2 separate regions of the Homo sapiens genome follow, and region 1 is linked to region 2. A link is an interaction called in ENCODE POLR2A ChIA-PET data of the cell type or tissue named here. Cell type or tissue: MCF 10A. All regions are shown on one strand. Each heading gives the region's core, and the rest is flanking DNA. Links, peaks and the distances in the headings are about the cores only.

Region 1 (10,958 bases), core at 41-8,040, 58 kb after region 2:
AGGTGGTCCTTGCGTGTAAATTTCCATCTACATAGGTTTCACATCCTTTTAGATTCAGGTTTTAATGAGTAAATCTAGTAAGGCATGTATTTATCACAGGATAGGTACGGACGTATTACATTCAATTCTCATTCTTTTGGCCTGGGCATTGCTACTTGCATACTTTTATGGTGTGACAGTAATCTGTGGTAATTCAGGAATTGCGCTCGAAGCACGTATGGAATCATGAAATATTTTCACTGTACTTCTAGTGCTTAAATATATTTTTTCTCTTGTAAAATTATAATCAGGATAAGGTATACATAACATTTATTTATTGAACACTGTTGCCTGTTAAAATAACATGTGCTGAAGACTCAACGTGTAGTATGTGCTTTACTAAACACTTTATATACATTTCATTTAATTCTCTCACATCGTTAGGTAGTCGGCATTTTCATTTTACAGATGAGGAAACTGATGGTTAGTATGATTAAGTAACTTGTCCAGGATAATACAGGTAGTAAATGGCAGAGGCAAGATTCAGACTCATGTCTGTCAGAGTCGCACTTAAATTAGATTATTTATTTATGAGTGTATACTACAAGTCCAATGTTGAAATTTATTTTTGTCACTCCCTCTATAGGATGAATCATTTATATAATTTGGTGGAAACTTTATTTTGCTTTATTTTGTTTTATGAAATTATTAGTCATGAAATGCAAGTGAATTTTAGTGCCGTATTCTCATGCCTGCTTTTGCAAAATTCCAGTTTGGAAGTCTTCTGACATTTTTACAATTAAATTTAAGTTGAAATAACACTTAAAGGAAAAGGGAGGGTTATAGAGGATTAAAAATGATATAGCAAAGATGCCAAAAAACTAATAAAAAATGTTCTATTTGTGAAATCAGTTATTATAGGTTATTTCTTTAAAAAATGCGACTTAGGTTTTTTAAATCTGCTTAGAAATTTTTTGGTAGGAGATATTCAAAGTATGGCCAAACATAAAACTAAATTAAAAAAAAATCAGTATCACCTACTTTTGAAAACACTTATACTGTTGTGGTTCTGTTTTTTATTTATTTTATTTTATTTTATTTTATTTTATTTTATTTTATTTTATTTTATTTTATTTTATTTTATTTTCCGAGATGGAGTCTTGCCCTGTTGCCCAGGCTGAAGTGCAGTGGCATGATCTCTGCTCACTGCAACCTCCACCTCCCAGGTTCAAGCGATTCTCCTGTCTCAGCCTCCTGAGTAGCTGGGATTACAGGAGCGCGCCACCTCCCTCTGCTAATTTTTGTGTTTTTAGTAGAGATGGGGTTTCGCCATGTTGGCCAGACTGGTCTCAAACTCCTGACCTCAGGTGATCTGTCCGCCTCAACCTCCCAAAATGCTGGGATTACGAGCGTGAGCTACCGTTCCTGGCCGGTTCTCTGTCCTTTAAAAATATATTTTAATATTCTGAGCAAAGAGATTAAGAATGTTACAAACACATCAACCGTGCGTATAGTAAGTCTTCCCTTCCTTTTAAAAATAGCACATTGCTTGCCTCTGATGGTACCATATATGATAGTCTGATGCTCAGAATGTTATGCATTTGTAGTAATACTTAGTTCCGACATGGCTGTTTCATACTAATTGTTTGCTAGATTTTAAAGATCTCTAAAGTTTCTTCAGTATTAAATTAATTTTTGTAAAATCAACAGGTTTATAATCCATTCTCATAATACAGGGATGGATAAATCATTCTTACTGTGTATATGTTATTTGTATGAGTGCAGATGTGTTATGTCAACTGCTATCCATCCTGACATTTTTAAACTTCAGAGCTATAGGAGACCTTAGACATTTGCCCTCCTCATTTTATGGGTTAGGAGTCCGATCCTGTAATGCACTGAGATTTCTCAGTTTCAGAGAAAAGTCTATCCTTTGGTCAAGGATATACTTTTTTTTTTTTTTTTTTAAAGGAAAAGCAGTACAATATTGGAATAGATGTTGCAAGTGTTGATGTGCAGTTCTCAAAGATAATATTAAACATTTTGTCATAGAATGCCCACATTTCGGCTCAGTGATATAAAGCTGAGGTTTTTTTTTTTTTCTTTTCCATTTTGCTAAATTACTGCTTGTATTAGCACAACATAATACAAAGTCTTAGTAATTTTATTACAGAATACCAAAGCAGCTGTTCTTTATGCTTTACGGAACATATTCATTCGAAAAGTGTGAAGCTAAAGAGTATTATGGTTGATCATGTTCTATATCACTATGGCAAAAATTTGAGGTAACTTAAATTTGGAAGAAATGAGTTAAAAGGATAGAAAGTTGTCAGAATCAGACAGCTAGTTCCTCTCTTTCTAGACCCACACAGTCTTCTTTGTTTCCAGAGATGTCTGCTGCATGTTTCTTACCACGCATTACCTTTCACTGTTTTGGCATGCTTGTGACCAAGTGTACATGCATTTATTCGTTAAATGTTTACTGAGGACCTGTTATGAGCCAGGCACTATTCTATGCATTTGGGCTAGGCAAGGAACAATATAGAGAAAATCCTTTCTTTCATAGAGCTTACATTATAGTTATTAGCTTAAGACAAAATAAACATGTAAATTATATGGCATAACTAGAAGGTTATAAACGCTGTGGAGAACAGTGAATTGGGAGGGAATAAGAAGTGCCAGGATATGAGGGCATGGGTTGCTTTTTTTTTTTTTTTTTTTGAGACGGAGTCTTGCTCTGTCACCCAGGCTGGAGTGCAGTGGCGCGATCTTGGCTCACTAGGGGTCGCAGTTTTAAATATAGCAGTAAAGGAAGGCCTCACTGAGAAGGAGCAAAGGAGAAGGAGTTAGCCATGCAGATACTCTGGGCAGAGCATTCCAGGCAGAGGGAACATAGCCTATGTGAAGTGTCTAAGATGGGAGCATGCCTAGAGTGTTCAATAAATCACCAGGAGAGCAGTGTAGCTGTAACGGAGTAAAAGAGTTGGAGAAGAGTAAGTATAATATGAGGTCAGAAAGATATGGAGCCAATGGGGAGAGAGCATGTAGGACTTCATTGACTTTTATAGTGAGATAGGGAGCTATGGGAGGGTTTTGAGCTGACGTGAGACATAAATTGTCTTGATATGCAGCCAGCTTTCTGTATTTGTGGGTTTCGCATCTGTGGATTCATCCAATGTCAGATGGAAAATACTTGGAAAAAAATAGATGATTACCTCTGTACTGAACATGTACAGCCTTTTTTTCTTGTCATTATTCCTCAAACAATACAGTATGATGACTACATAACATTTATGTTATAATTATTCTAAGTAATCTAGAGATAATTTAAAGTACAGTTGACTCTTGAACAACATGGGTTTTTGAACTACATGGGTCCACTTACACATGGATTTTTTTCTTCAATAAATATATTGAAAAAAATTTTGGAGATTTGCAGCAATTTGAAAAAACTTGCAGATGAACTGTGTAGTCTAGAAATAGTGAGAAAGTTAAAAAGTTATGTCATTAATGCATAAAATATATGTAGATACTAGTCTTTTACTCACTATCATAAAATATATACAAATCTGTCATGAAATGTTAAAATTTATCAAAACTTACACACACAAACATGTAATGGAGACTGTACATGGCACCATTCACAGTTGAGAGATGTAAAGAAACTTAAAGATACAGTATTAAATCATAACTGCATGAAATTAACCGTAGTGCATACTGTGCTACTGTAATAATTTTGTGGCCACCTTCCGTTGCTGTTGTTGTGAGCTCAAGTGTTGCTGTTGTTGGAGCTCATCTCTCCAGTAAATTGTATATGGTAAAAAGTATCTCTCTGGATTCTCTTGTATTTTTCATTGCATTTAGTGCAGTACCCTAAACTTTGAATAACATGATGGGATCCATATGAGGTGCCACTAAGTGATGCTGGAAGTGCTCCAGGAAGCTGAAAAAAGGCATGACATTATGAAGAAAAAGTCGAATTGCTTCATATGTGCCATAGATTGAGGTTTGTAGCTGTGGTTGCTGGCCATTTCAGAATGATTTATCTTGTAAACAGACAGGTATCAATAAATATGGTACAGTGCTGTAAATGTAATTTCCTTCTGATTTTCTTAATTTTTTTCTCTAGCTTTATTGTAAAAATAAAGTATATAATATAGAATACAGTATATAATATTACAATACATATTGTAAGAATGCAGCATATAATACAGTACGCAATACATATAATACAGTTTATGCATTCATGGCATAATTTTATTTTTTTTGCTCCTTCTAAGCTACACAGTTCATCTTTTTTTAAATTGTTGTGAATTTCCAAAAAATTCTCCAATATATTTATTGAAGAAAGAAATCCGCGTATAAGTGGACCCATGTAGTTCAAACTGTGATGTTCACAGATCTGTACTTTAAATAATCTCCTGAGTACTCATAATACCTAGTATAATGTAATACAAAGGCTGGGTGCGGTGGCTCACGCCTGTAATCCCAGCACTTTCGGAGGCGGTGGCAGGCAGATCACCTGAGGTCAGGAGTTCGAGACCAGCCTGGACAACATGGCGAAACCCTGTCTCTACTAAAAATAGAAAAAATTAGCTGGATGTGGTGGCGGGTGCCTGTAATCCCAGCTCCTTGGGAGGCTGAGACAGGAGAATGGCGTGAACGTGGGAGGCGGAGCTTGCAGTCAGCCGAGATCGCGCCACTGCACTCCAGCCTGGGCAACAGAGCAAGACTCCGTCTCAAAAAAAAAGTAGTACAATATGTGTATTAATCTACTGTTTATGTTGTATTATGTTATGGGAAGGCTTCTGGTCACCAGTAGGCTGTTAGTAGTTTTCCATTAGTAGTTTTTCGGGAGTCAAAAGTTGTATGTGTGTGTGTTTTTTTTTTTTTTTTTTTTTTGAGACAGAGTTTTGCTCTTTTTGCCCAGGCTAGAGTACAGTGGCACCATCTCAGCTCATTGCAACCTCCGCCTCCCAGGTTCAAGCGATTCTCCTGCCTCAGCCTCCCGAGTAGCTGGGATTACAGGCATGCACCACCATGCCTGGCTAATTTTGTATTTTTCGTAGAGATGGGGTTTCATCATATTGGCTTGAACTCCTGACCTCAGGTGATCCATCTGCCTCAGCCTCCCAAAGTGCTGGGATTATAGGCGTGAGCCACCGCGCCCGGCTGTATGTGGATTTTTGATTGTGCAGGAGGTCGGTGCCCCTAACTCTTGTTCAGGGGACTCCTGTATATGGAAGGATGTGCATAGGTTACTTGGAAATACTATGCTGTTTTACATAAGGGACTTGAGCATCTGTGGATTTTGGCACCTGTGGACTTCCTGAAACCAATCCCCCAGGGTTACTGAGTCTATCTCTTTCCTGGTTAAGACAAGTTTTTGTTTGTCTTAAATTCAAATTTCTGGAAGCTACAATCTCACTGGCTCATCTTGGGTCAGTTGCTTATCCTTTTGATCCAGGTAGCTGGGTGGTGGTGGGAAAGGTAATGGAAGAATAAGAATCATGACTGGCTGTGTCCATTCTTGAGCTGGTAAGACAGTGCAAAAGAGATCTGCTATATTGCTCAATTAGAATACTTTTTAGACTGAAGCCCTGTGAGTGATTATTGCTGGGCTATCCTCTTCCAGATGCCTACTTCCCATTTCTTCCAGGCCAGGCTTACTTTAGTGGGTTTTACTTCTGTCCTGTAAGACTATGAAGATCACTTATTTTTAGTATAATACAGTTAGAACAGAAAGAGTTCTTGAAAAGTGAATAGGAAGTAAGAACCCCCCAAGGGAAAACTTAATAATTCAGACTATATTTTAGAATGCTGTTGCAGTAGGCTAGATGAGATATAGGAGTTACATTAAGGTAGAGGGAATGGAAAGAATGGAAAAGAAGAAATAGACCAAGGTAGAATTAATAGAACATAGTAATTGAAGAGGTAATATAAGGAGGAGGAGTTAAAAATGATTGATTTTTATATTATTTCAAATGGGAATGGAAAGAGATAAGTAGTTCAGTTTTAGATATTGTTTTAGTTTGCAGGGGCTGCTGTAACAAAGTACTACAGATTGGGTGCTTAAGAGAAATTTGTTTTCTCAACTCTGGAGGCTAGAAGTTTGAGATGAAGGTGTTGGTAGGCCTGGTTTCTTCTGAGGTCTCTCTCCTTGGCTTGTAGATGATTGTCTTCTGTGTCTTCATGTAGTCTTCTCTCTGTATGTCTTCATGTAGTTGTCCCTCTATGTCCTAATCTCTTCTTTTTTTAAAGACGCTAGTCATATTGGATTAGGGCCTACTCTAAGGACCTCATTTTAACTTAATTACCTCTTTAAAGATCCTGTCTCCAAATATAGTTACATTGTGTATACATGCAGGTTAGGGCTTCAACACGTGAATTACGGGGGGAGGGGCAGTGCAATTCAGCCCATGATAGACATGAATTCTTGAAGGCTTGGAAGACTGAAGCATTCCCTGTACACTTATTTTTTATAACTTAACTTCATTATAATATCTTTTTTTTTTTGAGACGGAGTTTAGCTCTTGTTGCCTAGGCTGCAGTGCAATGGCGCGATCTCGGCTCATGGCAACCTCCGCCTCCTGGATTCAAGGGATTCTCCTGCCTCAGCCTCCCGAGTAGCTGGGATTACAGGCATGCACCACCACACCTGGCTAATTTTGTATTTTTAGTAGAGATGGGGTTTCTCCATGTTGGTCAGGCTGGTCTTGAACTCCTGACCTCAGGTGATCCGCCCACCTCGGCCTCCCAAAGTGCTGGGATTACAGGTGTGAGCCACTGTGCCTGGCTGTAATACACTTTTTACTTTCCTGTCTCTCTCCTTCCCTTCTGTCACCTCTTAATGTATTCTGTAAAGATGGAATCAGGTTAATAAAGTATAATTTACACACAAATTTACCCTGTTTAGGGTGCAGTTCTGTTATAACACTTTTGAAATAGAATATTGGAGATTCCATGTCTTTTTTGATTACTTCCCCATTTACCAAATATTGGGTACATGTCTACTACGTATCTAGGACCTGTGCAACAATGTTTTCTGCATGTTTCATTTCTTCATTCCAAGTCCTTGAAAAGTGCCAAGAGGCATTTCTATTGAATGGAACAGTTTGAAGAGCATTGATGTAGCTAGAGTAGTGGTTTTCAAAGCTTTGTCCCAAGACCCCTTTACATTCTTAAAATTGAGGACCCAAAGGACTTTTGTTTATGTGGGTTTTATATGTAAAGATAGATATTTACCATATTAGAAATGAAGAATGAATACAAATTATTTAGAATATTTAAAAGTAACAATAAACTCAATATATGTTAATAAAAATAACGTTATCTGGATTATTATAAGACAATTGGATTCTCATCTCTCCCTTTGCAGTCACTTTGTTAAGTGTTTTGGTTAGTGTATATAAAAACTCGGCATCACACAGATTTATAGCTTGAAAAGGGATGAATATTTTCAGATGTTTGTATGTTCTTTGATACTATGTCAAAACTTGACAAGTGGTAGTTTCTTAACGTATCTGAAAACATGGCAGTCACCTTAAAAAATTAAATTAACTGTTAAATTAAAATCCATTTGTCTGGTAGTGTAGGATAGAGTCCAGAAATAGATCCACACATACATGGACAGTTGATTTTTGGACAGAAGTGCAAAAGCAATTGCATAAAATATAAAGGATATCGTTTTTCAACAAATGGCACTGGAATAGTTGAATAGCTGTAGGAAAAAAAAAAGAACTTTGAGCTATAGCTTGTACCATATACCAAAATTAACTCAAAGGGCTGTTAGACCTCAATGAAAAACCTAAAACTATGAAACTTCTAGGGGAAAATATAGGAGAAATTCTTCGGAATCTTGGGTTAGACCAAGATCTCTTAGGTATGACTCCAAAAGCATGATCCATAAAAGAAGTGGATAAATCAGATGGCATCAAAATTCAGAATTTCTTTCAAAATTAGAAAGACACTTAACAGAATGAAGACAGGATACAGAAGATGTATCTTATAAGGGGCTTGGAGTATATAAAAAATTCTCAGAACTCAGTAATAAGAAAACAATAACTCAGTTTTTAAAATGGTCCAAAGATTTGTATAGACACTTCACTAAAAAATACATGTACATGGCTATTAAGCATATGCAAATATGCTAAGCATCATTAGTCAAAACCATAATGAGACACCACTTCACACCTGCTAGGATGGCTATAATCAGAAAGAACAGGTAAGTGTTGGTGAGCATTGTAGAAAAATTGGAACCTTCATTTGTTACGCTAGGAATGTAAGATAGTGTGACTGATTTTGGTAATTCCTCAAAAAGATAAGCTGAGTAACCATATGACCCAGAAATTTCATATACCCAAGAGAATTCAAAAAATATATTCACACAAAAACCTGTATATGAGTTAGCAGTATTATTTATAATAGCCAAATAGAAACAACCCAGTGTCCATCAACTGATGAGTAGATAAATGTGATCTATTTGTAAAATAGAATATTACCCAGCAGTTCAAAGGAATTAAGTACTGATGCATGGTACAACTTGGATAAATCTCATAAACATTAGGATAAGTGAAATAAGCCAGTCACAAAAGAACATATTTTCTATGATCCTATTTGTGTGAAATGTCCAGAATAGGCAAATCTATATATAGAGAAATTAGTGGTTGTCTGGAACTGGGGAGAGCAGATGGAGTAGGAAGTATCCACTAATAGTTACAGGGTTTCCTTTTGGGATGATGATAATGTTCTAAAAGATTATGGTGATGGTTGCGTAACTGTAAATATACTTAAAACAATTGAAGTCTTTAAATTGGTGAACTTTATGACATATATCTGAATAAAATTGTTAATTAAAACTACTGTGAGATATCATTACATACCTATTAGTGTGGCTAAAATGGTAATAGAATGACTGACCGTACCAAGTGTTTGTAAGGAGGTAGAGCAGTTGGAATTTTCATATACTGCTGGTGGGAGTGTAAAGTGGTACACCACTTCTTCTGGGGAGCAGAAAGCAACCTTCCGGGTACAGGTGAGCCAAGGTTGATGGGCAGTTATGCAGAGGGAGTTGGGATATCACTGTGTGTACCTGTGCAAGTCCTGGAGTGTGTTGGGTCCTCATCAGCAGGGCTGTATGAAGGTGTTCATTAAAACAAAACTACTGATAGTGTGGCAGGAGCTAGAAAACACCCCTTTCTTCTTAGATATCCCTCCAGCACCCTCTACTGGCAAAGTTTAACTGCCCCTAGCCAAAAGAAAAGAAAAGAAAAGCTTAGCATCCCTATCACTGAACAGGGACTGAAAGGGAGAATTTGGAGTTGAGAAGGGGATACATGGATAACTAGCTCATTACTGCTGAAATTGTTGGAATCATTCATTGCCTGTGCTGCTGAAGCTTGATGTTGCCCACAGCTGTTGGGCAGAATCTCCACCATGACTTGCGTATCTGTTAGCAGGAGTCTGCAGTACCTGCCATTAGCTGCAACTGCTGGTTTTTAGAAACAAGTAGAAAATGGTTTCGCTGTTTCTCTGCTTCTTCTTTATTTTTATTTTTGAGATGGAGTTTCGCTCTTGTCGCCCAGGCTGGAGTGCAATGGTGCGATCTTGGCTGACTGCAACCTCTGCCACCCAGGTTCAAGCGATTCTCCTGCCTCAGCCTCCTGAGTAGCTGGGATTACAAGCACATGCCACCACGCCCGGCTAATTTTGTATTTTTAGTAGAGACGGGGTTTCACCATGTTGGCCAAGCTGGTCTTGAACTCCTGACCTCAGTTGATCTACCCACCTCAGCCTCCCAAAGTGCTGAGATTACAGGTGTGAGCCACTGCACCCAGCCTCCCTGCTTCTTCTGATCTCACAGAAGTGCTTCTCATTGACAGACTCTAACTTAAGCCTAGTTGGCAAGGAGGCCAGAAAGTGCAGTTTTCAGGCTTCCAGGAGCAACAGTACAGGTGAATTTTTAATTTAGTAACGATAGTAATCTGGTGAGCTAAAATAAGTAAACTTTGGGGTACATAGAGAATTGGAATTATTATTATTATTATTATTTTTGAGACAGAGTTTCGCTCTTGTTGCCCAGGCTGGAGTACAATGGCACGATCTTGGCTCACCGCAACCTCCGCCTCCCGGGTTCAAGCGATTCTCCTGCCTCAGCCTCCCGAGTAGCTGGGATTACAGGCATATGCCACCACACCTGGCTAATTTTGTATTTTTAGTAGAGGTGGGGTTTCTCCATGTTGGTCAGGTTGGTCATGAACTGCCGACCTCAGGTGATCCGCCCACCTCAGCCTCCTGGGATTACAGGCGTGAGCCACTGCACCTGGCCGAGAATTGGAATTTTTAAACTGTGTTTGCAAGGCCTAATTCCCAAACCCACATAGTTTGTGTATGGGTATACGCTCACCCTCAAAAAGGAAATATTTTTTGTAAAATTTGAGCAGTTAAACATTTTTTTCTGCCTGTAATTGTAAAAGTAGCAATTAAACACTATCTACTTGGGGACGAGAAAGGAAGAAAAATTACCCATGTTCTCGTCTGACCAATTACAGTGGCTGTCTTTTTTTTGCATTTTCTTCTTTAGGCTATGGTGTTTTTACCTAGTTGGAAGTAAGGGAGTGTGGTCATTTAAAAATGTTATATCTCTTTCCATATTAGCAAATAGTTATATATACATATATATACTTTTTTTTTGTTTTTTGGTCTGTTGCCCAGGCTGGAATGCAGTCACGCAATTTCGGTTCACTGCAACCTCCGCCTCCTGGGTTGAAATGATTCTTGTACCTCAGCCTCCTGAGTAGCTGGGATTATAGGCGTGTGCTGCCATACCTGGCTAGTTTTTGTATTTTTAGTAGAGATGGGTTTCGCCATGTTGGCCAGGCTGGTTTCGAACTTCTGGACTCAAGTGATCCATCTTGCCAAAGTGCTGGGATTACAGGCATGAGCCACTGCGCCCAGCCTTGTATTTGCTATTTTTAAGG
Region 2 (10,958 bases), core at 1,483-9,482:
TGGCACAATCTCGGCTCACTACAACCTCCACCTACCAGTTTCAAGCAATTCTCCTGCCTCAGCCTCCCAAGTAGCTGGTACTACAGGCGAGCACCACCATACCTGGCTAATTTTTGTATTTTTGGTAGAGATGGGTTTTCACCATGTTGGCCAGGCTGGTCTCAAACTCCTGACCTCAGGTGATCCACTGTGCCGGGCCTGTAGGTGATATTTAAACTTTAAGAATGAATGACATCCTTCAGGGAATAATGGTGGATGAAGAAAAGAGAAATCTAGAAGACTGAGCCCTGGGGTCCTTCAACACTAACACTTCAGGGAGATGGGAAGGAATCAGCGAGTGAGGAATGAGCCTGAGAAGGAACAGCCAGTGACGGGGGAGGAAGACCCCAAGTGTGGTGTCCTGGACCCAAGTGAAGAATGGGTGTTGAGGGGAGAACAATGAATGCTGAGTGTTGCCCTCCGCGTTTGGCAAAGTGAAGGTCATTGGTGACCTCCACAAGGACAGGCTTGGACGAGGGCATGGGTGACAGCATAATCATAGTGGGCTTAAAAGAAACTGAGAGGAGACTGGGCGCGGTGGCTCACGCCTGTAATCCCAGCACTTTAAGAGGCCAAAGTGGGTGGGTTGCTTGAGGCCTGGAGTTCAAAACCAGCCTGGCCAACATGGTAAAAACCCGTCTCTACTAAAAATACAAAAATTAGCCAGGCGTGGTGGCACATGCCTATAATCCCAGCTACTTGGGACGCTGAGGCAGGAGAACTGCTTGAACCTGGGAAGCGGAGGTTGCAGTGAACCGAGATCACGCCATTGCACTGCAGCCTAGGCAATAGAGTGAGACTCCATCTCAAAAAAAAAAAAGAGAGAGAGAGAGAGAATGAGAGAGGAGAGAACTAAAGAGAGTGAACACAGAAAACTCTTAGAAGACTTTTGACAGAAAAAGGAGCAAAGAGGCCGGGCGTGGTGGCTCACACCTGTAATCCCAGCACTTTGGGAGACGGAGGCAGGTGGATCACTTGAGGTCAGGAGTTCGACACCAGCCTGACCAACATGGGGAAACCCCGTCTCTACTAAAAATACAAAAATTAGCCAGGCAGGGTGGTGGATGCCTATTATCCCAGATACTTGGGAGGCTGAGGCAGGAGAATCGCTTGAACCGGGAAGCAGAGGTTAGAGTGAGCTGAGATCGCACCATTTCACTCCAGCCCGGACAAGAAGATCGAAACTCTATCTCAAAAAAAAAAAAAAAAAAGAGCAAAGAGACTGTGCAAAAGATGGAGGGAAGACACAGGGATGAGCCTTTTTTTTTTAAAGTGGAAGAAATCTCAGCCTATTTGTACGTGGATGAGAATGATACCATAGAAAGGAAAACAAACAAAACACAATCAATGACCCCGGGAGAGAGGGAACTGGAGAGTGTGACAGGAGGGTCTGGCGCATAGCAGAGGAGCTGCCTTCTTTGGCAGCGTGGACAGTCCTCACGCACCCAAGGGAGGCTGAGGACGTGGACACAGACACAGGTGGTGGTGGGTGTGGGGCGGGAGAGTGTGGATGCTCCCTGTTGGCATCTGTTTGCTCACAGAACTGAGAAGCAGAGTCAGCAGCTCAGGGTGAGAGGCGGGACGAGGGCTGGGGAGAGGATAAGCAGGAAAACAGGGGACCAGCGAGAAGTACGTATGGCTGTTTCCTCCAGCCAGGTCCAGCAGTGGGAACAGGCGAAGAGCAGGCGCAGAGCAGGCAGAGAGAGGGGGTCAGATACAATGGGCTCTGTAGTCATGAGAGGGGGCAGGAGGGACCTGTGGGGGGAGGAGGGACTGGCCATCAATGGGGCACGGCTGCAGCACTGAGCTACCCAGGTAAGAAAACAAATCACCATGGATCCCCACATACCCCAGTGCGTGGCTAGAAATCTAAGTAGGAAAGGCGAAATTTCAACAATCAGAAGGAAATACTGAATACTTTTTTCTTGTACTTTGGAATAAGGCAGAATTTCTTAAATTTGACCCAAAAAACATAAACCATAAAGAAAAGGATTATAAATCCCATTTCATGGTAACCAATTTAAAAAAAAAGGAAAGACAACTGCAGAAAACTGAATACTAAGTGGATATTTGATGAAATTGCAAATTATTGTGAATTTTGGCAGGGGAAGATGATGGCATTGCAGCCATGTGTTTTTGAGTCCTTGTCTTTCATAGATGCATCATGATATCATGATGTACCCACAGATGACATGACCAGAGGTCTGGGATTTACTTCAGAATAGCCCCATTTGGGCTGAGTGCGGTGGCTCACACCTGTAATCCCAGCACTCTGGGAGGCCAAGGCTGGTGGATCACCTGAGGTCAGGAGTTCGAGAGCAGCCTGGCCAACATGGCAAAACCCCGTTTCTACTAAAAATACAAAAATTAGCCAGGCATGGTGGTGAGCGCCTGTAATCCCAGCTACTCCGGAGGCTGAGGCATGAGAATCACTGGAATCCAGGAGGCAAAGGCTGCAGTCAGACGAGATCGCGCCACTGCACTCCAGCCTGGGCGACAGAGCAAGACTCCATCTCAAAAAACAAACAAACAAAAACCCAAAATAGCTCCATGTGGGGTAGGGTGGACAAGGTGTCCACGTGCTGATGGTGGTGCAGCTGGAGTGTCCTGTGTACTAATCTCTCTACTTTTATATATGCTTGAGATTTTCCATGACAAAAAGCTCTTAAAATTGCATTAATAAGATAGTAACTAAGATGAAAGATTAATAAGATAATGATTAACATTAATATCAAGATAAAAGTCTCCATAAACAAAGTGAGAAAACAAGATAGACTAGGAGAAGGTATTATTTTAGGAACAGAGGACTTAGTGTCTAGATAAAATATATAAAGAATTCTTATAAGTCACCAAGAAAAAGACAACCCAATAGAAAAATTCATATGAATGGGCAATTTACAAAAAAGTACACCTGAATGGCCCATAAACATATGAACAGATATTCAACCTCACTGTTCTTAAGGAAACTATAATAAAAACAAGAATGAAATACTATTTTCCATCTTGCAGATTGGCAAAAGTCTGTTAACACAGAGATGATGGTACACTTGTAGGGAAATGGGAGGGCATGTGAAATGATACAAACCCTGGAAGGAGTCTAGCAAAGTTAAAGAAGCAGATGCCCCGCACCCTAGATATCCCACCACTAGATGTTTCCCTAGAGAAATTCATGTCACATGTGGTGGGACATGGTGGCTCATGCCTGTAATCCCAGCACTTTGGGAGGCCAAGGCCGGGGGGATCATTTGAGCCCAGGAGTTCGAGACCATCCTGGGCAACATGGTAAAACCCCATCTCTCCAAAAAAAAAAAAAAGCAGAAAAATTAGCCAGGCATGGTGGTGTGTGCACCTGTGGTCCCAGCTACTCAGGAGGCTGAGGTGGAAGGATTGCTTGAGCCCAGGAGGTCAAGACTGCACCACTGCACTCCAGGCTTGGTGTTAAGAGTGAGACCCTATCTAAAAAAAAGAGAGAGAGAGAGAGAAATTTGCACATGCCCACACAGGCACATGCAGTGATTATGGAAAAATGTTCTTGGCACCACTAATATGATGACAACACCTGGAACCAATCTAATTGACCATCAACAGGAGAATGAATAAACTGTAATTTATTGATTGATGTAGGTTGAATTGTATTCCCCCAAAATACATGTTTAAGTCCTATCCCCCACTCCCCGTGCATGTGACCTTAACTAGACACAGGGTCCTTGCAGATGTCCTGTAGTTAAGATGAGGTCATACTGGAGTACAGTAGACCATAAATCCAATGACTGGTGTCCTTCTAAGGAGGGGAAAACGTGGACAAAGACACAACAGACGCACAGAAGAGAAGGCCGTGTGAAGATGGAGGTGGAGATGGGAAGGATGCACCTGCAAGCCAAGGATTGCTGGCCCCCCACCAGACGCTGGAATAGGCAAGGAAGGGCTCTCCTTTACAGGTTTCAGAAAGAGCAGAGCCCTGCTGACACTTTCAATTTGGACTCCTGGCCTCCAGAACTATGAGGCACTGTGTTGCTTTAAGTCACCCAGTATCTGGTAATGTTATGGCAGCCCTAGAAAACAAATACATTCATAAAAAGAATATTACACAACAGTTCGATGAACAGGCTGCACCTGTAATTTATCAATATAATAAATCTCCAGACCCGCATGGTGGCTCAGGCCTGTAATCCCAGCACTTTGAGAGGTCGAGGCATGGTCATAGCTTGAGGCCAGGAGTATGAGACCAGCATGAGCAACATAGGGAGACCCCGTCTCTACAAAAAAATTTTTTTAATTAGCCGGGCATGGTGGCATGCACCTGTAGTCCCAGCTACTCAGAAGACTGAAAGGAGGATCACTTGAACCCAAGAATTCAAGGCTGCAGTAAGCTATGATCATGCCACTACACTCCAGTCTGGGCAACAAAGAGAGACATTTTTATTTTTATTTTTATTTATTTATTTTTTATATATTTATTTATATATATTTATATTTTTTATATATTTATTTTTATTTAAAAATAGAAATACAAAACTTGAAAAATCTCAAAGACATAATGCTATGTAAAAAGACATAGCATTTTGATTCTAAATAACAACCAAAAAACATACATTTTGATGCTAAATAAATAACAACCAAAAATATACATTTTATTCATAAATATACTGTAGGAAAAGTATCACGCATGAGAATGAATTATCACCATTAGGACAATTGGTTACCGGGAAGAGAGGGGAGAAAAAATGGAGATCGTGGGCTTTATTATGTTTTATTTCCCTAAAAAGTTTTGATTTGAAGTATATAGGGCAAAAGGGTATTATCTTTCAAATATGGGTGATGTGAAAGGGTGGCTGTTATATAATTCCCTTCACATTACTGAATATTCTTAGTGTTTCATAATTAGAAATAAAGTAATTAGATTTTGAGAAGAAAGAAATTAATAACTAGTTATCCAATCAAGGACAACTGGACTGTAGTTTTCTTGGTTTGGTTTTCATAAGCTACATTATAGAACTATAATTAGTAAGACTCAATAATTCAACATTGTCATTTGACACCATTTCAGAAAAACTCTCAAGCCATGTTTCCCTCTGCTCTCACAATACAGCGATCATCAACACCATGACCAAAGGTAAGGGGTGGGGGCGCGTGGGGCAGTGAGGGCTCAGTTCCAAGACTGCCCCACCCCTCAGACACAAGCAGCAAGTTCAGGCCTGTAGAGCTTTCTTTTTTTCTTTTTCTTTTCGGGTTTTTTTTTTTTTGGAGACGGAGTCTCGCTCTCTCACCCAGGCTGGATTGCAGTGCACGATCTCCGCTCACTGCAAACTCCGCCTCCCAGGTTCAAGCGATTCTCCTGCCTCAGCCTCCCAAGTAGCTGGGACTACAGGTGCCCGCCACTATGCCCGGCTAATTTTTATATTTTTAGTAGAGACGGGGTTTCACCATGTTCGCCAGGCTGGTCTGGGCTGACTTCTTATCTGGGCTGACTTCTTATCTGGGCTGTTTGTTGGCTATGAGGACCTAGGGATCACAGAAAATCCTGGCCATTCCAGGAAGCCTCTAATCTGAATGTTTTTACTTTATTTTCAGTTGACATCCATTTTGCAAAAGGAATGCTTACAGCCAGGCGAGCAGCCCTCTAGGCTGATCCTGCAAGGTTATTCTCCTACAGGAGACGCCCGTGTGTGTCGAAGGCTGGACTCCTGCCCAGACCCTCCACGTGGGCACAGCAGCCAGGCCACGCCTTGTGCCAGGGGCCAAGTCCACAATGGGCAGGGCGAACAGTTTCTACCCTGGCAAGTCTCAGGGAACATACCCTTGACTCTCAACTAACTGTACTATATTTTCTGTATATACCTTTCAGGATTTTAGCTTCCTCCTGCAAATGCACTGTAAACCAAAAATAAAATTCCAAGCATCCCAACTAACTGAATGGACCTCTCCTCTTGGCCAAGGCGATTCCAAAGAAACCTGTAAAACTAATTCAGGCCATGACAGGAAGGAGGGGCTAGGCTCAGTGGCTCATGCCTATAATTCAGCACATTGGAAGGCCAAGGCTGGTGGATCACTTGAGGCAAGGATCCAAGACCAGCCTGGCCAACATGGCAAAACCTTGTCTCTACTAAAAAAAAAAAAAAAAAATTAGCCAGGCATGGTGGTGCATACCTGTAATCCCAGCTACTTGGGCGGCTGAGGCAGGAGAATCGCTTGAACCCAGGAGGTTGCAGCGAGACTCTGTCTCAAAAAAAAAAAAAAGACAGGAAGGAGGAGTCCAACATACCTCATTATTCCCTCCTCCATTGAAGTTCAGGCACAAATGACCAGCATTAACATTCAAACAGAGGTCTCAAGACTGACGAAACAGACTTTTTGTAGAAATAAGGTATGAAATTCCAACCTGACTCAAATACAGCATCCAAGGATATAGACAGCAGGCCCTGAAACAAATCAAGTATTTTACCCCAAAATATTTTTGACATATTTTGAAAGGGCCCTGCAAAGCTATCTCTTGTAGGGGAAACTTACATTCTGTAGAGAATCCCCTTCCCTTTCCAGGTCTCTTTCTGATCCTGAAAAGATTACCTGAGAGTCTGGCAGCTTTTAAAGGTCTGAACAGAAAACATTTGCTATCTATTGCCTCTAAGGGTAGCCATCTATGAGACTTCACCTACATAATAAGAACTTTGGTCTCCCAAACCTCTTATCTTAACCCAGACCCTCCTTTCTATTGATTCCAGGTCTTTCATTATTAATTTAACTCTTTCAACCAAGCACCAATCAGAAAACCTTTGAATCCCCCTGTGACCTGTAAGCTACCACCCTGACCCTGCCATCCCCGATCTTTGAGTTGTCCCACCTTTCCAGACTGAACCAATGTATACCTCACATGTATTGATCGAGTTCCTATGTCTCCCTAAATGTATAAAACCAAGCTGTAACTCAGCCACCTTGGGCACATGTTCTCAGGCCCTCTGGGGGCTGTGTCATGGGTCATGGTCCTCACATTTGGCTCAGAATAAACCTCTTCAAACATTTTACAGAGTTTGACTTCCTTCTGTCAACAACACATGTATTTATTAAAAGATAATTTTCAGAAAGAAGTAAAACCATCACTCTTCAACAGATATAAAAACAAACAACATTGAGGATTGTACTCTACTTGAACGACAGGAAAAAACTAACAGATGTTCTAACAGGCTTGAAGGAAAATCAAAAGAGCACAAATGCAGCACTGGAAAGTGTAAACTAAAAACTCTAAGCCCCCAACCAACTGACTGGATCATCTCTTCACCAAGGAGACCCCAGAATAACCTTAAAAACTGAGTTATTGGCCATACAACTCAGTTATATAGTTATGGGTTGGGGGATCACACACCTCTCATTATCCGCTCCTGACTCACTAATCACCATGAGGCTTTCTTTTCTAAAGGCTAAACAGAAACTAGCCTCTTCAAACAACCCCACACTGATATCACCCAGCCGCATGACACTGCCCTCCTTTTTGCCTGATAACAAAACACCAACCATGACATGGTTCTGGCCTGTCTACAGAGGGTGCACAGTAAGGATTTTTGTGTCCTCTGCTTCAGCTTTTAACAACAGAGGGCCAAAAATACCACCCTTGGATCATGCTAACGCAGTCATTTTTTGAACATGGCTCCCATGAAGAGGCAAAAAGCTCAATTGCCCACGTACACGGTTCTCCTTCAAAAATATTCATGGCTGAGAACAGTGGCTCATGCCTATACTCCCAACACTTTGGGAGGCCAAGACAGGAGGATCACTTGAGTCCAGGAGTTCAAGACCTGCCTGGGCAACACAGGGAGACCCCATCTCTACAAAAAAAAAAAAAATTAGAAAATTAGCCAGGCTTGGTGGCACACACCTGTGGTCCCAGCCTTTTAGGAGGCTGAGCTAGGAGGAGCACTTGGGCCCAGGAGGTCAAGACTGCAGTGAGCCAATGATCATGCCACTGCACTCCAGCCTGGGGGAGTGAATGAAACCCTGTCTCAAAAGTATTAGCTAATCCATTATTTTAAAAATTCATAACCCCTCCTATAGCTTATTGAATCTGTGTGTTTGGCCACACTGTTCAGCACAGATCCCTGTACTATTCTTCCCACACTGGAAGGGTCTGTTTCCAGCTTCTGGCCAGAGACTACACTTCCCAGCCTGTCAGAATGGCCGCTTTGCGGGCTGCAACACTTTATGAGAAATAAAGCTCTCTTTTTCCAAATTTATGAAACTCATCATTCTTTAGTTGACAAAAGAAATGTTGAGATGAATTGCAAATGAAGACAAAATATCTTTTTGGCCAAACGCAGTGGCTCACACCTGTAATCCCAGCACTTTGGGAAGCTGAGGCAAGAGGATTGCTTGAGGCTGGGAGTTAGAGACCAGCCTAGACAACATGTTTTTTTTTTAACTTTTTTCCACAGGAGGGGAAAGAGTCCATTAATTCTGCATGGAAACGGGATAGAATTTACAGATCTATCAGATCTGCCACTTACTCCTAAAAATGGCTCAAGTACAATGAATGGAGCTGGAATCAGACAGCCCACAGGGCGTGCTATAGACATGGGTACTTTTCCACTGAGGCACTTTTTACAAATGATGAGGTCCTTTATTGTGAGTAAGAAGGTTTCCTTTTCCTCCTGTGCTGGGGCAGGACTGTGTGTCTGAGATGCATGACAGAGTCCTCGTTACACATGCTGTCAATAAAGGCTTTTCTGTATCATGGCAGATGTGTTTGGGGCCACCTTCTGGTCATCCCCAGGTCAGTTCTGTGGTCTCCACTGGTGACGTCTCTGGAAATCAGGACGCTTTTCCTAGCTCTGTGGAGTGCCCTGCAGGACACCCTGGTGGCCATGTTCGTCGGCAATGCCCACACTGGCCACCACCAGCACAAATGCATGATTCCCCATAGACATTGCTGCAAGGTGCTGCATATGTGTGAATGACTTCTATGTGATGGTATGCACAGGAGAGGAGCATATGGAATTGGAATTTGCAGATCAAATACTCAACAGTGATCCCCATGGGTTTTGATGTGTAATTTTCCAGAGAGATTTGCTTGTGTGAGGCAGAGCTGGAGGGGCCACAGGAGTCACTCTGTAGGGGTGAAGGAGCCTCACTCTGCCTAACACAAGCATGTCCCTCTGGAAAATTACACATCAAAACCCATGGGGATCACTGTTGAGTGTTTTTTGTTTTTTGTTTTTTGTTTTTTTTGAGACGGAGTCTCACTCTGTTGCCCAGGCTGGAGTGCAATGGTGCAATCTCCGCTCACTGCAACCTCTGCCCCACTGGTTCAAACGATATTCCTGCCACAGCCTCCTGAGTAGCTGGGATTATAGGCACATGCCACCACGCCTGGCTAATTTTTGTATTTTAGTAGAGACTGGGTTTCACCATGTTGGCCAGGCTGGTCTCAAACTCCTGACTTCAGGATACATCCACCTCGGCCTCCCAAAGTGCTAGGATTACAGGCATGAGCCACTGTGCCCAATCTTACAGTTGAGTGTTTGATCTGCAAATTCCAAGGGTATGCTCCTCTCCTGCGTGTACCTTCACAAGGCACTCCTTTACTCCGTATACATTTGCACTTCTTGACTTCTTTTTTGAACCAGTTACAACATCTGCCTATTTCTCTCTTTAATGAATAAAATAAAATATTTATCACTTTTATATCTGTATAAAAGTCACGATTTCACCTTTGGCTGAAAATTATCTTTTAACAATGTAATCAAACATTCCCTTTCTAACACTGGCAGTCAGACAGGTAAGAGAGGTGATAAAGTATGGTGAGGGTGTGGTTTTCCTGATTTCACGCCCTAAGGATTCAAATAACTCACAAGTCAGACTTCCAGGCACAACGCAGTTCTCCAACAGAAATAGAGAAAACAGATTTTGACAAGCAAAAGGGACTGGTGCAGTTGGGATTATAACAAGCAGGGAAGTCTAGGAATACATCTCCAGCCTCCTGGGAGAGCCTGAGCCCGGAGGGGGCAGAGAGGAGGAGGAGGGAGGTCTGGGGGAAGAGAGGTCTGCAAAGTAGGGGAAGGGAAGGCCAGGAGGGAGGGAGGCGCAGCGGGGAGGAGAGGAGAGAAGGGAGGAATACATTTCTGGAAGCTTTAGAAATTTAGAAATAGAAACCACGTGGAAGTGCATCCAGGGCTCAGGGTTACAGAGGACCCCAAGACAACACAGGAAAGTGGGGTCTAATGGGAAAGGCAGGAGGTTTCTCCTTTACTGCTTAAACATTGTAGGAACTTGCATGGCAAGTGATTTTCAATCTTGCAGCAGGGAAGGCAGGGCCAGTACTTATCCTTAGATGATTCTACAAACATCAAACTTCTCCAAATATTTATTTTTCAGCAGCCATGCTTGTATTTTCCAAGTGTCTATGGTCGAGATAGCATGAATTAGGAAGCTACCTGGATGAGCCCACAATGGCCCTCTTAGACATGCCAACGACGCCCCTGCAGAATCTGCTTTTTCTCTGGCTGTTCCTAGGCCTGGATAGGGTTCCCAGGCCTGGACAGGATTCCCCGGATACCGGCGAGGCTCATTACTAACCACTTTATTTTAAATGGGCTTTGAAAACAACAGGTGGCATCTTCCATCAGCAAGTGGACATAAATCTCAGTGCCCAGTGTTTCCAAGGCCTGCCCGACCCACATGGCTGTGGGGTGTAAACTGTCCAGTCGTTCCTGGCACACCTACCCAGCATTTAGGATGTCCCACTCTTAGATCCATAGACCCAGCACCTCTCTTCTTAATACCCACCCTAAAGAAAAGCTGTCGAATGTGGATGCTGATTTAGTTGCAAATATGCTCAGTTTTTTAATAGTTTTATATTAGTAAAAACGCTACAACCAGAATGTCTCACTGCAGGAAGAGAGTTACAAGGAGTATTTAACGGCATGGTGGAAAGG

What was found. Peaks named below come from ENCODE experiments on the same cell type or tissue, not always from the same donor. Only the 100,000 strongest peaks of a DNase experiment are listed, where the experiment ranks them.
Region 1: POLR2A ChIA-PET joins it to region 2 with 16 read pairs; 14 of 35 experiments call an interaction of 5 or more read pairs at or near these places.

Annotation. Positions count from the first base shown.
Region 1 is chr5:10,355,286-10,366,243 of GRCh38, forward strand. All of the region lies in intron 1 of MARCHF6 (membrane associated ring-CH-type finger 6), which reads left to right. Among named protein-coding and RNA genes, the nearest start is that of MARCHF6-DT, 6.7 kb to the left of the region's middle. In MCF 10A, for the core only: no CTCF peak of the experiment used is centred there; no DNase peak of the experiment used is centred there.
Region 2 is chr5:10,296,338-10,307,295 of GRCh38, forward strand. The region is part of intron 1 of CMBL (carboxymethylenebutenolidase homolog); the gene reads right to left. Among named protein-coding and RNA genes, the nearest start is that of CMBL, 6.1 kb to the right of the region's middle. RefSeq lists a silencer at 3,819-3,995 and an enhancer at 10,843-10,958. In MCF 10A, for the core only: no CTCF peak of the experiment used is centred there; DNase peaks (open chromatin) are centred at 5,174 and 5,734.